Linked DNA regions of Homo sapiens: region 1 is linked to region 2. The links are chromatin contacts, found by Hi-C or POLR2A ChIA-PET in ENCODE. All regions are on one chromosome and are shown on one strand. The core of a region is the stretch at or near the end of the contact, and the rest is flanking DNA. Distances in the headings are between cores, read along the strand shown.

The links. Hi-C counts contacts between places; a loop is a spot of excess contacts on that map. ChIA-PET counts read pairs that join two places held with the same protein, here RNA polymerase II (POLR2A). Pooled maps may share reads with other maps.
Region 1: a pooled map shows a loop between it and region 2 (4-fold over the local background). The contact joins the enhancer-like site here to the promoter of CDS1 in region 2. A Hi-C loop is called at or near these places in 3 of 168 maps with a recorded cell type or tissue (IMR-90, Right ventricle myocardium inferior and posterior cingulate gyrus) and 8 of 50 pooled maps. POLR2A ChIA-PET finds 5 or more read pairs at or near these places in 4 of 52 experiments (A673, H1, MCF 10A and 1 more).

What each region holds. Positions count from the first base shown.
Region 1 is chr4:84,732,275-84,734,974 of GRCh38, forward strand. It overlaps WDFY3 (WD repeat and FYVE domain containing 3), which reads right to left. Exons shown (of 68, transcript NM_014991.6): 44 at 1,108-1,335. Among named protein-coding and RNA genes, the nearest start is that of WDFY3-AS1, 63 kb to the right of the region's middle. Within about 2 kb of position 1,262, at least 3 of the 41 ENCODE cell types and tissues checked have a DNase peak (open chromatin) inside an H3K27ac peak, as active enhancers do.
Region 2 is chr4:84,581,761-84,584,576 of GRCh38, forward strand. CDS1 (CDP-diacylglycerol synthase 1) reads left to right here and starts at 1,367. Exons shown (of 13, transcript NM_001263.4): 1 at 1,367-1,758. The coding sequence starts at 1,642. LOC102723338 (a long non-coding RNA gene) reads right to left here and starts at 461. Exons shown (of 8, transcript XR_007058460.1): 1 at 1-461. RefSeq lists silencers at 974-1,183, 1,224-1,323 and an enhancer at 1,160-2,113.

The DNA of each region.
Region 1 (2,700 bases), core at 12-2,511, 150 kb after region 2:
ACAAATTGTAATTGTTTATGGTGTACAAAGTAATGCTATATGTATATGGTTTGAATGATTAAATCAAGCTAATTAACATATTCATCGCCTCAAATACCTAACAATTTTTGTGCCAAGAACGTTTGAAAAGTACTCTTAGCAATTTTGAAATGTACAATAGATTATTATCAATTATAGTCACTATGGAATGTAATAGATCTCAAAAAATGATTTCCTCCTGTTTATCTGACTGTACCCTTTGACCAACATCTCCCTATTCCCCTCACTTCTTGGCCTCTGGAAACCTTCATTCTACTCTGTTTCTGAGTTTGATTGTTTTAGATGCCCCATATAAGTGAGATGGATCATGTAGTATTTGTCCTTCGTACCTTGTTTATTTCATGTAACATAATGTCCTCCAGGTTCTTATACGTTGTTACAAATGACAGGCTTTCCTTATTTTTTTAAGGCTGAATACTATTCCATTATGTATACACAGCATATTTTCTTTATCTATTACTCTGCTGATAGACACTTAAGTTGATGCTAAGCTCTATATTAGCATCAGGACTGGGGTTAAACCAATCAGTACAAGATAAATGGAGCCAGGGTGTTTGTCAGAGAAAAACAAGAGGCATTGGAACAATTCAAGCTGCCTCACCTTATATGATCAGAGCTACTTAGAAGATTCATGTGTTCTAATATACAGTGCTTATTCTGGACCAGACACTATTCTAAGTACTTAACTAATTTTAATGAACTAAATCCTCCTAACAGTCCTACGAGGTGGAACTATTATTTGCTCCAATTCAGGCATAATAAAATGAAAACTCAGAGAGGTTTAATGACCCATAACCCAGCTATAATAGCAAAGTGGCAGAGTCAGGTCTTAAATTTGGGCAGTCTGGCTCTGGAGTCTGTAATCTAAACCTCTTTATTATGATGTCTCCTTCTTGCACTGTTGCATCTTTTCACTCCACCTCCACTCTGAAGTTATCAATTTAATAGCGTATGTTGAATTTTTAAAATTAGCTATTTGAGGTAATTGACTAAATAGAGAAAAAACGCTTACAGAGGAAAATAAAAACTTGAAAGAGCCATTGTGATCATTGAATTCTGCATACTCACCGCCACATTTGTCTCTTGCTCAGTTTCTGGCACGTAAGGGTAATGGTTATAAAACATATCATTTCGCACCATCTTTTTCCTCATCCTGCAGGGCCCTTCTGTCATCTCCAGCATCCACTTGTCGAGGTGGGAGCCGATGGGAGGGCCCCACAGCCCCCGCTCCCTCAACAGCTCGCACTCGATCTGACACCACTCTTCTGTCACGTACTTCAGGGCATTCTGCTGACGCTGACAGGAAAGAGTCCAGGTCGGTTTTCAAGCAAAAGCAGGAGTAACAGTAACAAGTCTACAAGTCACTGAAAATCAAGTTATTATTTGGAAACAAACACAATCCACACCATTTCAGTTAACATTATAAAAGTAAAATTACATTTGTTTATGGTTAAAGTAAGAGGTTTTGTTGTAGAAGGTGGACTTCTTAAAGCATCAAGTAAATGACAGACATGGATAGGGTAGAGTGTGCAATATAGTGAAACAGAGAGTTGAAAGAAGTTTGTTTCTCTGGCACAGGAAAGATGGTAATATTACTATGAATTATATTGAAATGGTTAGCCCTATGTGCGTTAATAAATATATATGGTAATTTAAGGATACACCAAACTGTAAAATAGCTACCACAACATGTACGGGGGATATTCTAGGAAGTCAGATGAAGAAAAAGTGCCAACAGGCTTGATTACTGGTGAACTAGGTAAACATTTCCAAAGATTTTAGATGAAGAATATAAACATGCAGCACTAAGAGGAAACTTGATGTTCATACAAAAATCAAAGAGAAACCATTTTCTTCTGGCCACTGGGATAGATCCAAACCATTTTTTAAATGGAAATTATGACACAGTACAAGTTCTTATCTATCAAATGACAAATATATAACATTTCAACAGTAGACAGTGACAAATAACTTGCCCAATGATTCATGGAATATAAGTATATACAATTTAAATCTAAAAATAAAGATTTCTAAAATATAACTGACAGTAAAGATTACTGAGTGAACAATTAAAAAATTATCTATCACAGTAGTACTGATATGTTCTTTGGTTGGGGAAACTAAGGATCTAGTGTTATATCCGTAAAATATTAGCAGTTAACCATTCAGAAACCTTTAATAGATCCAAAATAGCTAATCTGAGAATAAAATATTTAAGATAAGCTTTTGAGTAATTATGAATTTACCAAGAGAATTTCAATAAATTTATTTTTCACTGACATAATCACCAAGCACTTGTAGTATAGTAAAAAATAATTTCATTCAATCTTGTAATTTTTTACAATTTTAAGAGACTTCTCAGAGACTTGGATGCGTATTTTCACAATCTCCTTGTTAAAAGCCTGAAAAAGAAGGCTCATTCTTACATTTTTATTTTTATTAGGAACAAAGACATGTAACATATCAGTAGTGAATGTCAACAGAATTCAGCTGGGCTCATTTTCAGTTAGTTGCTTTTTGAAATGCAGTTTGTTGACAGAAGATTAAAATTTTCCATCCTAAAATCAGTAGCCAAAGTAGCTGATGGCAGGAATAATTAAAACCATCATCTGATGACGAATGCAGTCCAGCAAGTACCTTAAAATGGGCAGAAAGATACCA
Region 2 (2,816 bases), core at 117-2,616:
TAATGTAGTCACCCCATAGTTCTCTGTTCAGTAGGGACTTATTTTCAAATCTTCTCTGTCATTTCAGTTATCCACCCCATAAGGAACAAATTATGGTTTCTCGACATCCTTTTGAAAACGTGCAACCCAAACTAACCGCACAGCTTCAAAGATCTGTTTGGTGAGGTAAAATGATGTCTTTGTGTTCTGCTTTTCAATGCATCCTAATTTGACTTTTGGTTTTGCTCATTTGTTAGTAAATTTTCAACACTTTACTTACTTTTACCGTGTCAGTAAAGACCTTGAGGAATTTACATAGTTGATCTATTTCTATAAGGGTGCTCTCCTGAACCTTGTCCTGTGTGAAGGCCCGCCTTTTTTCTTTTTTCTCTTTGTTTCTCTCTTTTTTTCATTTGTTAGCTTGTCAGTAATGACCGGGTGGCGGATACATGTCAAGAAAACTAATCACCTTCTAACAGGATTAAGACTAGAATTAATGCAGATCTTGTGCCCTTCCTGTTCCCGCTTTGGCAGCCCAAGGTCCACCACTGCTCAGAGACTAGCTGGAGGGCAACGGCGTCCCATAGCATCTCACACTGTGTTGGGATCCTAGGTGGTGACCTTTGTGAGATTCAGTACTGAGTTTCTGGGAGACGGCGCTGCGGTTGTGATCGGAATTGTTGGCCGACGCACCTCTGGACGCCCAGTGAGGCAAAAGCATCTCCTGTTTTCAAGGTGATGACACTGGGCTGGAATGCCGCGGGGCCAACCAGTCCGTCCTGCCAGACAAGTTTCTGGTCCAGTGAGCCTCCGACCCGCCGCGCGTGTCAAGCTGACAAGGCCGGGGAGGCGTTTGAAGCAGCAGTGTTGAGCGCTGTTAACATTTAGCGGGCGTCTTTGAGTAGCTCCTCCAGCCCTCGCAGCGGCCCAGGGACTAGCCTGCAAGTTCTCAACGCTCACTTCCAGCCCGCGCTGGCCCCGCCTCCGCCTCCCAGCTCCTCAGCCTCCTCCCGCCCCACCGCTCCCACCTTTTCTCAGGCCCCCACCTGCCAGCACGCAGAGGCGGGGGCGGGGTCGCGGGCCGGGCTCCTGACGTCACCTCACGGGGAGGCGGGGCTGTGGGAACCGCAGTGCAGCGCAGAGGGGCGGGGCCTGCGGCGCGAGACCTGGTGCGGGAGGCCCGGGCAGGGAGAAGTGTGCGGGGCCGGGACAAGCCGGCTCCGAGTCCGGCTCCGGGGGGCGGGGCGGGAGGGGCCTGCGCGGCGGCGGGAGCCCAGAGCCGCGCTAAAGCGGGTCAAGCGTCCTCCTTTTCTCCCCGCCCCTTCTCCTCCTCCTACCTGGGCCTCTGCGTGGAGACGCGCACCTGGCAACCGGAGGCCGCGTCTCCGCCTTCTCTGCTCGCGCCTGGCGCCCGGAGCCTGCCCGGGACCTCCGCCGGAGCCGCGCTCGCTGCAGGCGGCCTCGAGCGCTCTCTCGTTGATGCCGTTTTGGAGGTGACCGGCGCGGCGGCCGCTCTATGGTGGGGCCGCGTTAGTGGCTGCGGCTCCGCGGGACTCCAGGGCGCGGCTGCGAGGTGGCGGGGCGCCCCGCCTGCAGAACCCTGCTTGCAGCTCAGGTTTCGGGGTGCTTGAGGAGGCCGCCACGGCAGCGCGGGAGCGGAAGATGTTGGAGCTGAGGCACCGGGGAAGCTGCCCCGGCCCCAGGGAAGCGGTGTCGCCGCCACACCGCGAGGGAGAGGCGGCCGGCGGCGACCACGAAACCGAGAGCACCAGCGACAAAGTAAGTGGAGCCGAGAGAGGCGGACGCCGCGCCCTGGCTGGGTCCTGGTTGGAAGCGGGACACTTGAGAGCAAGGGTGGGGCCCGTCCAGCGTCAGGTGAGGCTGCACGCTGCCGGTGCACCTTCCTCCCTGCCTGGCACTGCTTCCTCCTTCTCCAGAGGGGGTCGGGACCCGGGATCCCAGTGGCGGTGAGGTTCCCAGGATGACCGCGGCCGCTGCCCGGGAGAAATGGGCCACTCAACCCGGCTTACAGTTTAGCTTCATCCTCTTCCGGTCCCTTCTTCAGGATCTGGGGCCGACGCTGGAATCAGGAGGGAACCTGTCCTCCTAGGGGCTGCAGTGCAGTTAGTAGCTGCCACCTCACCTCTCTTTTCAGTAGAGGGAACAAAGTTAGTAAGGACTAGAGACGTGCCACCGTCGGCTGTATCATTTCATCGGATCCTGACGCGGGAGGCTTGGCTTCTCGCGCTGCCCCATATGCACTTACATTTTCTCCATCCTTTTTCAGTATGATAGATTTTGGAGGTTTTAGAGTATCATGCACGTGACATAATAGTAATCTTCCAGCTTCTTTTGAGTACACGACAGACAGTGCAATTCTTCTGTCTACCAGTAGATTTCATATAACCCGACGTTAATTCATGAAGACTTTTCACTTCCTTTTCTATAGATTACTCTTCTTTCACATTTAAGAATAAGTAGATGCGATATTACTATCTGTTTAAAGCTAGAAAAGGAATTCGGGCGTGTTTGGTAATATAGTGGTGCAAGTAAGAACTTGTGAAGAAATGCAGTTTTATGATCTTATGGACTGGATGGTTTGGGAAATTGGACCAGAGAATAGATTGTTGTATCAAACCGTCTGTTTAGAAAATTCCATTTTATTTGAGAAACCCAAAACACGTAAACTGTTTCTAGAAGCATACTTTGGAAGCAGGCATTGCAGTTTGAATTACAGAAGTGAGGTGGATTGCCCAAGGTCAAGTTCGTGGCTCTTGAAACTAGAATCTAAGTTTCCTGATTCCTTTTCTTCTGGTTTATGTGGTTGCTGAGACTGG